Linked DNA regions of Mus musculus: region 1 is linked to region 2. Evidence: chromatin loops called from intact Hi-C (ENCODE). Cell type or tissue: left cerebral cortex. All regions are shown on one strand.

The links. Hi-C counts contacts between places; a loop is a spot of excess contacts. Peaks named below come from ENCODE experiments on the same cell type or tissue, not always from the same donor. Only the 100,000 strongest peaks of a DNase experiment are listed, where the experiment ranks them.
Region 1: it touches region 2 in a loop (3.0-fold over the local background); 2 of 42 quality-filtered maps call a loop at or near these places.

Annotation. Positions count from the first base shown.
Region 1 is chr10:116,112,271-116,120,270 of GRCm38, reverse strand. All of the region lies in intron 2 of Ptprr (protein tyrosine phosphatase, receptor type, R), which reads right to left. It overlaps Taf7l2, which reads left to right and starts at 6,354. Exons shown (of 1, transcript NM_001161855.1): 1 at 6,354-8,000. The coding sequence starts at 6,652. The coding sequence ends at 7,788. In left cerebral cortex, no CTCF peak of the experiment used is centred here; DNase peaks (open chromatin) are centred at 2,991 and 3,790.
Region 2 is chr10:116,014,845-116,022,844 of GRCm38, reverse strand. It overlaps Ptprr (protein tyrosine phosphatase, receptor type, R), which reads right to left and starts at 4,482. Exons shown (of 14, transcript NM_011217.2): 1 at 4,033-4,482. The coding sequence starts at 4,090. In left cerebral cortex, CTCF peaks have their summits at 4,757 and 4,957 (motif pointing left); DNase peaks (open chromatin) are centred at 3,146, 3,593, 4,524 and 4,887; H3K4me3 peaks cover 2,447 bases; H3K27ac peaks cover 1,868 bases.

The DNA.
Region 1 (8,000 bases), 97 kb before region 2:
ATGACCCAGGTATTGCTTCTTCAGGTAAAAAATACAGTGCCTGGGTTAAAAAATAGTTGGTGAGGTTAACAGTAGAGTAAACATTTCAGAAGAGTGGATGAGTAAGATTTAAGAGGTGATAGAATGAACAATGAAACACACAGTGGATAATGTCTTAAGAAAAGATGAACAGGGACTTAGCTAGATGTAGAATTACTGCAGACAGTCTAATAACTTGCAATGTTTGAAGTCAAAGGCACAAAAACATTTAAAGAAATAATGGGTCAAAACTCCCAAATTTTTGGCTAGAGAATACGTGCAGAAATTCCTAAATTCCATGCCACTATCACATAAACTGGGCTTGGTAAATGTCTGAAATTCTAGCATTGGGGAAGCAGAGACATGAAAATCAGGAGTTTAAGATGGGCCTCTGCTACATGGTGGATTGAAGGCCAGCCTGGGATACTCAAGGTGCTGTCTCAAAAAAGAACACGCTGAAATGTCTGAGATGAAAACCGTACACCCAAATATTCAAGAAATCCAATGCAAGAAACTTATAGAAGAAATATGAGTAATACTACTGTGTAGAATTTCATATACAAAGTGTGCCTAAAACTTAGAATTCAGTCTTCTGTCTTCACAAGGAGTATGAGGTAAGTACACATATGGAACTCCTTGAGGTTGGGCATCATGAAAAGTGAAACTCTAAAGGGAACTTAGAATTTTTAGTAGGATAAATGGTCTATTAAATGTGAATAACCAAATGTATTAAATGTTCAGGTTTAATTCCAATTGAAATTATTTTCATGGAAGCGGAAGTATGGTTATTTGGCTCTTCAGAACTGTAGTTGTCTATACAAGATCCAGGCAGTCAACATTCAAACATGTATGGGGAGAGGCACAGGAGTCTTTACCCATCAAGGAGGAGTTATTGACAGTTGGTGGCTGTTAGGGTTTGTCCTGTGTCTGTGTCTGTGTCTGTGTCTGTGTCTGTGTCTGTGTCTGTGTCTGTGTCTGTGTCTGTGTCTGTGTCTGTGTCTGTGTCTGTGTCTGTGTCTGTGTCTGTGTCTGTGTCGTCTGTGTCTGTGTCTGTGTCTGTTTGTGTCTGTCTGTGTCTGTGTCTGTGTCTGTCTGTGTGTCTGTGTGTCTGTGTGTCTGTGTCTGTGTTTGTGTATGTATTATGGCTTTATATATTGAAGTTTAAAGGGTACTACAGAGAAGTACAGATGATGTTGGGGGTGTAGGGTAAGAATGATCAAAATACATTGTTTCTATGTATGAAATTATCAAAGAATAAAATATTAAAAATACTTAAAAACTCATCCACTGGGGATATGGCACAGTGGCTAAGAGCACTTCATCTGTAAACACAAAGACCTGAGTTCAAATCCCCAGCATCTATGTAAAAAGCTAGGCGTGGCTGAATATTCATGTAAACCCTAGCTTTAGGGGTCAGGGGCAAAGACGGGCAGATCTTAGGAACTTATTGGTTACCCAGCCTCACCAAAAACCTAGCGCTTCCAGGTCTTGAAAGAGCCTGTCCCCCAAAATAAGGCAGCACAATCTCAGGTGAACTCTATCTTCCTTTGGCTCTTGCACTCTTTCTTCCCCCTCTTCTGCAGTGATCTCTGTGTTGTTGGTGCAGGAATTTTGTTGCAGATGTATCAGTTGGGAGTGGACTTCACAATTCTGCATTTTGATTGGCTGTGGTTTTCTGTAATGGTCACTTTTTGTTGCAAAGAGAAGTTCCCTTGATGAGGGGTGAGAACTACACTTGCTTGTTGGTACAAGGATTACAACTGGTTAGTAAAGTGGCAGTAGTATGTTCTCTTCCAAGATCCATGATTCTACTAGTCCTGGGTGGTTGACTAAATTTTTGGTATCAGGCATGCTTTCCCTCTTGTTGGGTAGGCTAAGTCCAACCAGAGAGTTGTTGGTTACCACCAAGTTATGTGTGCCACTTCTGTATCATTAGGGTTATTGTGTGAGATTGTGTCTCCCAGAAATGTCAGAAACTACACTCAAGAAGTCTCATCAACATGTCTGCCTAAGCGTGACTGAACGAGGGTGATACCAATAGACATGCTAATATCAGAAGAGAAAAGCTCATGAGATCTTAACCCTCAACAACTAACTACAGGTAACTAAGGCATTCCAAGTCTGGGACAAATAGTCTTCCCCAGAGAGGAGCATACCAACTGGTCATCTAATACCAACTGGTCATCTAGTACCAAATGGTCAGCTCTGAAAGCACATATATCCAAGCAGCATTATATGGACAGAACGGGTTGCATTTATATGTTAAGGAACAGCAACAACAACAATTTAAAAAGAGAGATAGCATGAATTTGAAAGAGAACAAGCATAGTGGCATATGGTGGGGTTTGAGGGAGAAAAGGAACAGGGAATTGGAAATAATGCAATTATAGTCCCAAAATATTATATATATATAATGGTGGCAGATAGGTGACAAAGCTCAGTTGGTAGCCTGTTGATCTGAGTCTATGATCCCTGGGACCCACATAGTAGAAAGAGCAAACCAAGTTCCATAAGGTATCCTCTGACTTCTGTATGCATTCATGGCACACTCAGGCATACACATGTTTGTGCACACATGCACACACACACACACACACACACACACACACACACGTTAAATAAACAAATGTAAACAGGAAAAACAAGGCAGAAAGTGATAGAGGAAGACACCCTAATTTTTCCTCTGGCATCAGCATGCATACACTTGAGTATTCATCTCTCTCTCTCTCTCTCTCAAAAAGAAAAATACATCACCTATTCATTAAACTACCAACATTTGTTTGAAATATCAGCAAAAGTGCACAAGCTCTGCCTTCACGCGGTGAATAATGTGAATCTATGTGTTATCGCTGAGGCAGTTTTATAACTGCTTGACAGATGCATACATAGATTTTAGCTGGCTCATCCCTGTTTCTTTATCACATTGCATTGAACGTGAAATTACAACTAATTTAGAAGGATGCTCTTTCCTGAATTATCTCTATTTTTTTTACCGTGTGAAATCCTCCTCTCAAGGCGGACTGGGTGGGTGGTATTGCCTGTGGTAAAAATAGTTTTCCACTTAGTCACTTTTTAACTCAACACACTTTATCTCTAGCACGAATGTTTCCTGAAGCTTCTTATCTACAGCTTTATTACAAACGATAAAACTTACTATCATACAGTGGCAGACAAATATTTATAAACAAACATGAAGTGAGTAAGTACCAAGAAAATGACCTCTGCTAAGATGTATATGCAAATAAGAAAATAGCATTCCTTGGGAAAAAAATGAAATTTAAACAGGTCTATTACTATAATAGTCAGCATCAGAAAACAATAGATATTAAAGCATCAAATACATCTGTCTCAAAGGCAAGAATTGGACTGAGGACAGAATGGCAATGAACACTCAACATGATTCACTAAAGTAGAGAAAGATCAGTAGCAATGTTGTGTATGTCTATTCTCATTTGGTGTTGTAGAATTTTCTTTTTGAGTAAATTTTACATCTGCATACAATATTAATATGTTGTTACATAAAACTATGTATCTTGGTCACTGTTCTGTTGCTGAGACACAGTGGCCAAGACAACTCTTATATGGGAGAAAGCATTTAACTGGTGGCAGGCTTACAGTTTTAGAGGATTTAGTTCACTGTAGTTCTGGCAGGAAGCATGGTGGCAAGTAGGTAGGTGCTGGAGCAAAATCAAAATGCAGGTCACATACTTCCAACATCCAATGGTAAAGAATATATATTGCCATTCTGAAATGGCAAGATGGGGACCATATAAGGAAATACTGGGCCAGATTGAAAAGCAGTAGGACAAATTCCAAACACCATGTTCTACATCACCGTGTTTGATGTAAATGTGATCTTTAAACTTCTCTTTCTTGAACTGTTTCTACTCCCTGTCTGCAGCTTTCCTTGGCAGGCATCCCACGGTTCTGGGATCTCTAAAATCTTGAGGTCTCCAACACAATCCAGTTCTCACCTTCATAGATTCACACAATAACCTCTCTGGACCTCCATGCAGGAACCCCCTGACACATGCCTGACTTCAGCTGCTTTCCTTAGCCACAGAGGGAGATTCCACAACTCCTTTGTTTATATCCTTGATTTCAAAGATATAACCAAGTGACCAAAGTTACCAGGTTCTGCTGCTTGATGGGGGTTGGACCTTGGCCCCTTCCTTTGATTACATTATTACGTTTGCCTCAGCTTTCTGTTGGAATAATGTGTGCGTGTGTGCATGTGTGTGTGTGTGTGTGTGTGTGTGTGTGTGTGTGTATTTTATATATATCATCACAGTATTAGAGAATAAAATACTTAAAAAAATATGACTATATAACCAAAAGCTTTGGAATTATCAGAGTAATTTCCATTTCTAATAATGCTTAATTAGCAAATGATGGGATTGTATGTGGTAGGGCACACTTGGAGTCTCAGCACATGAGAGATTAGCCTCAGCGACCACGTGTTTCCTTTGAGGCTAATTCGGACTATGAGAGCCTCTCTTCTCTCCATTTCCCTTCAAAATAATTTATTCCCATCTTCCCAGTTGTGATGCTTGAGTTATACCAACTAAATAATAAAATTGAGTTTTTTTTTAAATTACAGATTACAGATGTTCTATTGTATTAACTTCAGCTTCTTGATTTATTTTTGTGCTTTATAGAACTCATAGCTAAGTACTGACCAATGATCACAGTTTATTCAGAGCAGCTCACCAAGAACAGTGCTATAGTCAGCCTTCAAAATAATTCAAAAACATTATCCACTGCTACGTGGGTGAGTGAACAAAATAAATGACTGCCATACTGCTTTTTACTTCTAGGTAATGGGAGGAGAGAAATTAAGGGTATTCAAAAATCCACTTAGCAGCGGCACGTATTTAATGCATTTGTGAATAACAGGTACTTGTCCTTAAAAAGGTAAAAAATTTAAAAGTCGAGATATATGAAAAGTGAAATAAAAAGCCATGCTATTTGTAGGTTGTCCTCGTTCTCCAGGGAAACAACAATAATAAACCCCACTGGATTATAGACTCATGCTCTCACTAGATCTCCCTCAGTTCTTTTTCTCTATAAAGGCCTGCATAGAAACAATTAGAGGCTATAGGTTGGGAAATAGTATTTACCAGAGGTAAAATATTTTTATTTTCCAGAAGTAAGTAGTTGTTCTTTGATGATGAAAAGAGAATTCTGTATTCTGGTTTCTGTGATCTATCACTGGGCTGTTTAGGGGTAAAGAGTCATTGTGCCATTCTTATAGTTTCCAGCTAACAGCTCCCAATGTTAATTTTTTTTTTTTGGGTTGGCATTTACGACTTATACCATGATGAAGTAGTTGTTTAAGAAAGATCCCTACTCCCCTCCCCATATTTGTGACCTTTGGAATAACCGGCTACTGTTTAGATTGGGACATCTCTATCTAGCACTGAGCCCATATAGCTTCCTGCCCTTGTCTAAAAGTCTTGAAATGAATGAATGAATGAATAAATAAATAATAGCTAGTGAGGAGGGGGCTTAGTGAAAATTCTGATAGTCAGCACACAGTCCCAGCCAACCGACAAGCTAACAGCTCATGGGGCAATCAAATACATCACAGCGTTTGCTGTATAAAGTGACAAATAAATGCCTTTAATCCCAGCACTCAGGAGGCAGAGGCAGGCGGATCTCTGAGTTCGAGGCCAGCCTGGTCTACAAGGTGAGTTCCAGGACAGCGAGGGCTACACAGAGAAACCCTGTCTCGAAAAACCAAACTAACTAACTAACTAACTAACTAACTAACTAAACAAATAAAAATAAACAAACAAACAAAACCAAAAACCCAATAACAAAACAAGAAATCCACACAAAGAACACCGGAGTAACCCGGCAGCAGAAGGTCCCGCTAGGTGGAAACACAGCAGCCTTTAGGTGCTTCAGCCGGAAGCCTATGACCGGAAGTGCGTGCTCGGAGCCTGAGGTCCTTTTCAAAGTGAGTTTCTGTCCATACGCAGAAGCGCGTCTGCTGCCTCGAGGCTCACCGCTGGCCGTTAAGCGGCTGCCAGACGCCTGTGGTGGCCTCGGGAGGACTGAGGAGGGCTAGGGACGACTGAGGAGGACCAGGAACGACCGAGGAGGACCAGGGAGGCGCATAGAGAACTGTGGAGGAGTACATAGAGGTACGTGGAGACCGCGAGGCCTGAGGTGGCGTCCTGAGGCCCAGGACTGCCGCGAGGCCTGAGGTGGTGTCCTGAGGTGCAGGGTGGCCGCGAGGCCCGCGGAGGACTGTGGAGGACTAGGGAGGCCCGAGGAGGTGTAGAGGCAAACAGAGGCTCGAGGAGGCTGCGAGGCCCGAGGTGACGTGCAGAGGCCCTGCGGTTACCAGCGGAGGCCACCGAAGCCTGCCGAGGTGTGGGGAAGCCATTAGAGGCCAGCTGCCTACCTGGTGGCCCGGGACACAGGAACGAGGTGCCAGGGGCCAGCGCGCTGACTGAGCCTCCCTGGGCAGGGCAGACTTGAACTCTAAGCGCCTCGGCCTCACCGCAGCCCTCAGAGCCCCGCGGGGCCCAGCCTTTGTCCCCCCCAAGGACACAGGAAAGGAAGGTCGACCCCAGGCCACACGGCCTCACCTCAGCTCTGGCGCGGATAAGCCCAAGAGACAAGATGAGCAAAAGCCGAGATGAACCGCCTCACGAACTCGAGAACCAGTTCATACTGCGGCTGCCCCCAGAACAGGCTTCGGCGGTCAGGAAGATCATCCGTTCTGGAAATGCCGCCATGAGAGAGAAACTAAAAATCGACTTGTCTCCCGATTCACGCCGTGCCGTCGTTCAGGTAGATGGCGTCTCACTGTCTGCCAAACTTGTCGATTTGCCTTGTGTTATTGGAAGCCTGAAAACGCACGATGGGAAAACCTTTTATAAAACAGCCGATGTGTCCCAGATGCTATTGTGCAGCGCCGATGATGGTGATCCCCACACGTCCCCAGAAGAGCCAGCTACCTCTGCTGGTGCTACTGTAGTGGGAAACAAAAAGGAAGCAGAGGGAAAATATATCTGGAAGCATGGCATTACTCCACCACTTAAGAACGTCAGAAAGAAACGGTTTCGCAAACCAACAAAAAAGCCCGCCGATATGAAGCAAGGCGAAGAAAGCTGTAGGGCCTACATTGATTCCAAAGATGTGGAAAAGGAAGTGAAGAGGCTGCTGCGCTCAGATGCTGAAGCCATCAGCAGCCGATGGGAAGTCGTTGTTGATGATGAAACCAAGGCAGTACCAAGTCAAACCTGCACTTCACACGTTCCGTTGCCCCCTGAAGCAGGTGATCATACCTCATCAGCATGTGCTATGCCTCAGAGCACATTCAGTGATTCCAGCAGTGGCAAAGATGATCCAGAGAATAAAGATGAGGAGGAGGAAGAAGAAAAAGAGGAGAAGGAAGAAGAGGATGAGGATGAGGAGGATGAAGAGGAGGAAGAGGAAGAAGAGGAAGATGATTCTGAAGAAGACCTGGAAAGAGAGCTACAAGCCAAGTTTATTGAGTTTAGCTTGTGTGAAGCTAATGAAAGTAGCAGTTCAGTAATTCTTGGAATTCAGAAGCTGATTCATTCCAAGGAGAGAAAACTCCAAGAGATCCAGGCCAAAGCACAGAGGCAGAAAGATCTCCTCAGAAAATTGGAAAACCTGACCCTCAAGAGTCATTTCCAGTCTGTGCTAGATCAGCTCAAGTTACAGGAGAAGCAGAAGTATGAACAGATCCTTTTTCTACAGGAACAACTGAAGTGTTTTTTGAAGAAGTAAGACTTTGAATCCATCATCTAGACTGTAGACTTGGTGAAACTGTGTTTTCCTCTAGTTACCTTATCTTGAATTGTTTTTGTTTCTTTGAACATTTCACTGATTGTAGTGTTTCAAGAACAAAGTGTAGAAAAGGCAGTATAAAAAATGTGATAGCTTAAAGGGTCCCAATTGATCTTGGGGCTTGGCTTCTCTTGGTTAATTTGAGAACTCAA
Region 2 (8,000 bases):
GAAGGTAGAGGAGCAGATGATATCAATTTTAGAGAGAGAAGTATGAAAGAATCTATCAAGAGAAATTTCCACTAAAAGGTCACATGTTAGTAAAGCCCAAGATCTCAAATCATGGATAGGTTAATCCAGGAAATGGCTTTCCTTGGTAAAGAAAAACTTATGCAAGATCCTTCTAGGAACAGACAGACTAATATGAGCAGAGATAAGTTTAAAGAGGAAAGTGGTGGAGGTATATAAGAAAGAAAGGAGAGAAATAGAATATTGTAGACCTTGCATGTTTTAAGGGCTGTTTGGTTTGACTAATCTTTGAGATTGGACAACCAAAGGATATGATATAATCTGAAAACACAATGCTTTTTATGCTAGATTGCTCTTTTTCTTGAGCATATAATTTCTGCAAATGACTTCCTATATCCTTATGGCTCCATGAAAGGCACTCTGTCCCTTTGGGAGACTGAAGAGGTGTGCTATATAATTCTTGGAGAATAGAGGAACACCTTTGAGACATACCCTGAAGAAATGTATGTCATTCAGACAGGACAACAGGAAGGACAGGATGGCAATCTGAAGTCACCTTTTCCAGTGCATGGGTTGAAGTCAATCTCTTTACTATCACAACATTCGTTGGTTTTTTGTTTTGTTTTGTTTTGTTTTGTTTTGTTTTTTTAGCTTTTAGATGATAACTTTTGAGAATATCACAAAAAAATTTACTCCTTGGCATTGAAAGTACTACCACATTAACATAATCTCCTCAAATGGAATATGACTCATTGGGCAAAGAATGAATGAGTACTGAAGTAAATAAGCGGTCTGTGAGTCTTCCACACGGTTGTTCTTTAAGCAATCTTCCCATTGGCATGGCTTTTGGTTAACACTTGGATATCTATGAAGTGGGCTTTTAAACTGGAATTTCTTTGCTCTATTGGATCCCAGAAGATTCGAAGAGTAAGGACAGCTAAGGAGAAAAGGATTTGTCACCACTAACACAATGGTGGCTTATTCTATTAGAATCAGTTTTGCCTACGTTTCCAGCAACTACTTTATGAGGACGTTATCGATGGCATCTTAGAATACTTCATAGGTGGGAGAAATTGGCTGAAGGGATGGGATGTTAGTGCTCTTAGCTATATTGGGAACTTGAATTTTTTGTAGTATATAGTAATAGGTCTGAGAGCCTGTGTGTTTTTTTTTTTTCTTCCAGACTATGTTGTCAGTTGGCACTACTGCATCTTGTTATTTGTGCCTTAAGCAACTTAAGCAACTGGCTGGACGATAAGTATGATTTGTTTCTTTAGATCTGTGGCAATTAGCTGTCACGTGTCATTCAACTTCTTAGCTATGAGCTAAGCAGCTTCGTTGGCCTTCCTTACCCAAGAATGACAACTGCATTGCACTGTTTGCCCTTCCCACAGACATGACAAACATATCACAGTTTGCCCCCTATTGAGACTGCCAGAACTTGGGGTTACCATGCCATAGGCAACCATACCAAGTAATTGGAGATGACACTCACATTGAAAGTAATTTCCAGCCTTATCGTTAGAGACATGGCTATGCCCCAGGCAACAATTCCCAGCACAGCTGAGAACACTTACAGTCCATCTCATTATTTAATTTACTCCATTTGTCGAGCATCCTAAGATACCATCATTTGTGATACCACCATAAAGTAGTTGCTGGCAACCTGGGTATGACTGATATCGAGCAATTAGCTTTTCAGCCAAGCAGCTAATGTGTATAGGTGTCACTGTCCTTTCTAAAAATAGAGTCAGCCTCTGCCCTGGGAATGTGGCTTTCTTTACAAGAGACAAGCTCAGATATTCAACAAGTAAAAGGCTTGGAGGCTTCTTGATCTCTGCTCTCCCAGCCACTTACTTTCTGATTACCTAAATCTGTGGGAGCAGAGGTCAAGAAAGCCACATTTATTTGAGTTCTGATGAAAAGCCCAAACAGTAATATTAGGTAGCTCTGATGCATTTTAATCTGATGACAGCCTGTGACCCACAAATTGCTGTTTAAAATTAAAAATGAATCCAAAATGAAACTGGCAAGACAATTACAATCCCAGACTTGTAATCTGCTTTGACAAGACACCATTCCAAAGCACTGTATTAAATACAAATACAATTAATGTATATGTAGCATACTGCAATTGAAACCTGAAATATGTAGTAAATCACCAGTTGCCTTATGAAACTAAACTTGGCTGGATAATCTTATTTTTAATCTTTTTTTACATGTTAAGAAGGCAAAGTGCAGATTATAGATTTGCTTTGACTTTTGTAATACACACTTTGGCAAACCTCCAGACATCATCGAGGGATGCAGACTTCATCGAGGGATGCAGACTTCCAGGTTTCACCTCTGATGAGAAAATGCTCTCTATTTCCCTTATCCCCAGGGTTCATCCATAATAAATTAGAAATGTTTTCTGCATGCTTAATATGAAGTCTATTTATAATTTCAAGCTTATAACTACTTAGTATGCATTAATTACAATCCCTAACATTTGTTTATACATAATTTTCAAGAATAACTTCACTGATGTATTTTATCAGATAATTAATTACTTAACTGGATAGCAATGAAAACTTTTTTTTTGGCAATGGCTATTTTTTCAGTTGTACCATTAAACAGTATTGGATGTAAAACAATAACAGTGTTCATGTTTTCATCATCATATATTTTAACGTTAAATAATTACATGTGGCAATGAAATGTTTGCAAATAATTTAATGACCAAATCATAGCTTTTTCTCCCACTGGTTTTTCAAGATACCAGAGAACCACTGAACACCCCACAATGTAATATTGTATCTATGATAATTAACACACATCCTTAATTATAGCCTTATTGTTCCTATACATTGTTTGTTTCTAAATTCACAATGCATTTAAATAGCAATTGCTGGGACAAAAAAAGTACTACATCTCACTCCCATCATTGCATACATGAAAAAAAAAACACTCAGTCTTTTGGAGCACTATAACAAGGATTGTAGGTGTGTGTGTGTGTGTGTGTGTGTGTGTGTGTGTGTGTGTTCACAGTAGCATAATACACTCCCACTCGGTGTACTTAGAGAAATGAATGCGTGTGAAAGAAACTCAAAGAAAAGGTCTGTGCTTGCTACAGGATCACTGCATGGACAACTGCGGTCTCGGCAGGGTTCCTGAAATCTCTCTGCCATGTTTTATTTTGGTTCCCGTGTGTGAAAATCACCTAGGGTGCAGTCCAGTGAGCCTGTCCACAGGGTTAGAGGAGCCAGGTGACACCGAATATAAAATTCCTAGGCACTTTATCAGCTGTGCATCCCTAGAACTACACAGTGATTCTTGTGTCCAATCTATTTTTATGTGTTTACACTCTCGCTGCCTCCCATCCAATCTATCCTGGGGACACAGTGATAAAAAACCCCCAGGCTTGTCAGCGTGGTTGGGTTTTTCTTTACTGACTGCGGATACTGACCGTGGTGCTGAAATAGAGAGGAGCCTCCGGTTTGAAACCTTTCCTTCCTCTTATTGGTTCAGAAAACCCGAATGACAAGAGCAGGGGCCAAAGCAGCCTAGAGCAGCATGATGAATAAACCGAGCATTTGGCTCTTAGGGGCGGAGATGCAGACCGTCAGGTTACAGACAGGGCATCCCCGTGAGCGCTCGCTACACTGGGAGATCTTATGGATGTAGCCGCTGCAGTAGGAAGGGCTTCATCCAGCAGGGTGTCTCATCTCTTTTTCCCTGTAAAATGTGCAACCAAGCGCAAAGCCTAGAAGCACAAGCAGGAAAGCTCAATGGAGGGGGGACCAAATCTATATTCACATTAAAAACTGTTCACTCTTCGCCATGCAAGATAAAGAAGGGAGAGCTGAATTTAGCCTAAGTTTTCAGCCCTAGCCTTCCAACAGGTGCACTCTCTCACCCCTCAGACATTATCCCAAATCTTTCTCTGCCAGGCAAGCTTTCCCTGGAGTCCTCTAGCGTGTGCTGTTTCCCATCTTCTCCTTAGCTTCAGCTCTGAACCCCGCAAGCCCTTACCTGCAGCATGAAGATTAAGAAGCAGGCACAGCGCAGGGAAGCCGACCGCTCTCCTCATAGTGTGTGCATTGAGGGTCAGAGGAGAAACTCCGCCGCAACCCCACTCTAGGCTAAGTGCTATTTGAGAGAACCACTGCCAAGAGTCCTTTGATCCCGGGCATCCGATGACAGGGTCCTCCGCTGGGGTACACAGAGCAGTCTGTGGCGTGCCTACAGAACCGAGCACCTGCTTCCTCTCCGCAAGGGATGGGGAGATACGAGAGTAGGATGCTGCGGGAGATGGGGACTCGAGGCTGATGGGGGCAAGACGCTCAGAAGAGGTGAGAGTTTGGCCTTCTGGAAGCCCGCAGCCGGTGGTGACAGTGGGGTGGACTCTAGTGCCAGCCTCCGAGCCAGGCAGCGCCTCTGCTGCCTGTGCAGCTAGCAGCAGCCGAGACACACCGAGGCACTGAGCATGCCCAGCTCCGGCCCTGGCTAGGGAGTTTCAAATCGAAATTCCACCTCTCCGGGTCTTAGCTGAGACTGCGAGGGGAACAAGCTCCACGAGGAGGAGGAGGGGGAGGAGGGGCTGGAGGCTAGCTTTAGGGACCTCCTAAATCTGAGGTCCTAGAGTTCCTCCTAAATCTGGGCGGGGGGAGGAGTTGAGTGGGGAGGGAAGAGGCGGGGCCAGGACCACAGAAACCCAAGGAGGGAAGTGGAGGGGGCCACTCATCTGGTTCCTTCCTCACATTTTTGAATCACGCGTGGACTCAGCTCACTGTGGCAACTAAATGCTTGCAGGCTGACCAGTTTCCCAGTATGTCCCCACCCTAGTGAAGCATAGGCAAGCAGCGAGTTCTGGCCTGGTTGGGCAAATGTTCCCACTTACAGCCTGCTGTGTTTAAGCAAACGGGATATTCCGAGAGCGCCCCCTTCTTGCCAATGAGCTCACCCCAGGCTTCTTTCTTCCAATCTTTGTACTTCCACTAAATTCAAGCCTCAAGTCTTTGACTGGAGTGCTTGAAAACAGGGAGGTCATACTTACAGGGTAGGGAAGTACACCCGTGTAATACGAAGGAAAGGAACGGTCTTTGGTGTTTTATGGAAATAATTACCTAAGATTTTATCATTAATTTAAAAAATAATGTATTGGGGTATTTTGCTTGCATGCCTGTCTGTCCACCACGCCTGTGTGTCATTGCCCTCAGAGGTCAAATGAGGTTGTTAAAAGGCTAGGATTGGATTTATGGATGGTTGCGAACTGCCACGCGGTCGCAGGAATAAGACCCGGGTCTTCTGGGAAAGTAAGGAGAGCTTTTCACAGCTGAGCCACTCAAGCCTTATCAACTTAACTCGACTTCTCCGCTCCAATCCTGTACCTTTAACGAGGCTCGCACAGTGTGCAAATATATGCACTTTTAGTTCCTTTACCTAAGTTGGTAGGATGAAGATCCTTACCATTCTAGTGACTAATTACTCTAAGGCCAAATGTCCCTCAGCCAAGCTCCCTTCAAGACTGTTCATCTTCTGCTTCTATTCGCAGGTTTCCCTTCTGCCTCTTCGGCAATGGACCTCACTCAGACCACTGCCCACCCAGTTGCTTACAAAGGTCTAAATTTGTTTTTTTCTTAAGAAGCTTTGGGCTAACCTGACATTATAATGTCCTTCCTCTTCCCCGCTTTTTGAACACCGCCACACACACACACACACACACACACACACACACACACATATATATATATATATATATATATATATATATATATATATTTTTTTTTTCCTCTCTCTCTCTCAAACGGTTCGTTTATCTGTGACACACATTTCGCCAACTGCAGGCTCTTTGAGAAGCTCTAAATTTTGCATTAACTTAAATTGAATAAAATCGTGCTGGCCAAATACGAGGTAGTAATAAGTGCTCATTGAATTGAACTGCGAGGCTCATTGAGTGCTTTCTTCCTGCATCCCCTGAGGACTGAGACAGCTAATAGGAAGCCAGATAATCAACAGAACCGAAATTAGGACCGGCCTCAAAGGCTCTGGGTGCTCAGGCAGTGCCACCTATTTCTTTTATAATTTTTTGTATCAAGAGCTCTGAGAAGACAAGGCCAGGAATTAAACTCTAACAGGTGGAGTGTGAGCAAGATGACATGTATTTTTAATACCTCACCATTCTCTCTGTCCTAAAAATAGAAGCATAAAAAGCACTCTTGCTGCTCCCCTGGTTGTGCCTGTGACTGTAGTGGGCTCTGCCTCTGAGGACCAGAGTTTCGCCGAGACTTTTCTGCAATCTTTTCTGCAGCTTTGACCCTTGCATCAGAGTTTCTTTTTCTGTTTCTGTTTGCCATATTATTTTCTGATATACAGGCAGTTATATTTCTATAGTTTATATTCTTTCATCCATACTCCTTTGGCCCTAGGATACAATCTCTAGAATGACAGAGTTGTAGACAGGGTTTCTATTCCTGCACAAAACATCATGACCAAGAAACAAGTTGGGGAGGAAAGGGTTTATTCATCTTACACTTCCCACATTGTTGTTCATCACCAAAGGAAGTCAGGACTGGAACGCAAGCAGGTCAGGAAGCTGATACAGAGGCCATCGAGGAATGTTACTTACTGGCTTGCTTCCCTTGGCTTGCTCAGCTTGCTCTCTTATAGAACCCAAGACTACCAGCCCAGGGATGGCACTGCCCACAAGGGGCCTTTCCCCCTTGATCACCAACTGAGAAAATGTCTCACAGCTGGATCTCATGGAGGCATTTCCCCAACTGAAACTCCAACCTTTGTCAAGTTGACACACAAAACCAGCCAGTACAGACTTTTGGGGGGCTTTACTCACTTTAAGTAACCCAACTGCCCAGACCAACACTTCACACAACAACCATGCTCAAAACCAATAAAGGTCATCTGGATGAGATGCTCCAAAACAGGTGGGCAGCCTGGCTGGTACTGCTACTGAATTTATCTCCCAGATGCACTGTATACCCATGTTTAGAGGTAAGTGGAGTAAAATCCTTCTTAGCTATGACTGCTGGTGCATGGATGGAGTCAGGAGGGAAATAATATCAGTGTGCTTGCAGAAGATGCACCTTCCTAATTTTATGCCTCTTTAAAACAATATTCAAGCTTACATAAGTGTTCAAGAAGATAATATGGCTACAGTCATGAATCCATGCTGCATCAGTGCCAAGAATATCTTGCTTTTCCATAGATAATTCTAACCTTTACTTTGGGGGAGGGGGGATGTAAAATTTCAATTAATATAATTGGTTTTGACTTTGCCAGCAAGCAGCCTGCTAGCTATGTACTTTGCCTAAGGCTACAGGTAGCTGAATGAAAAACCACATGAAAATCTCTTTAACAGGAAAATTTTTTTTTTCTATTTTGACTAGAGTAGTTCAGAATTGTAAAAATAACCTTAACTGGGCTGTTATTTTGGGGCCTGGATATTCATTATTACTTTCCTACTCAAAAAATAAAATATAAAAAAGATAGGGGGCAAGAATACTGGCTCATCAGTTAGGAGTATCCCCAAACCTACGTTGGGTGGCACATGACCACCAGTAATTTCAACTCCAGTGACTCTAACCTCCTCCTCTGTCCTCTAAGAACACCTGTACACAACACATGGCATACACGTGGATAATATTATCCATTTTTGATTTAAAACATATTTCCTACAATAGATTCTGATCATTGTTTCTCCTTTTTCATATTCTCCCTACCTCCTCTCCCATCTAACTCTACACCCTCTTCTGGTAAGCGTCCACATTAGCCTGGGTATACAGAGTTGAAACTATCCACTTAGGACATCCTTCTTGGAGCACTTGAAGTGGACAAATCAGGTTCATCGACTGGGTTTCTTATTATTTAGGCTTCCATTATTTGGACAGAGTGATGGATAACATTCCTTAAAGCCTTCCTTCATGCCAATCTCTGTCTTAAGCAAATGAATTCCCAGTCTAAACTTTCACAGTAGCCAACTCAAA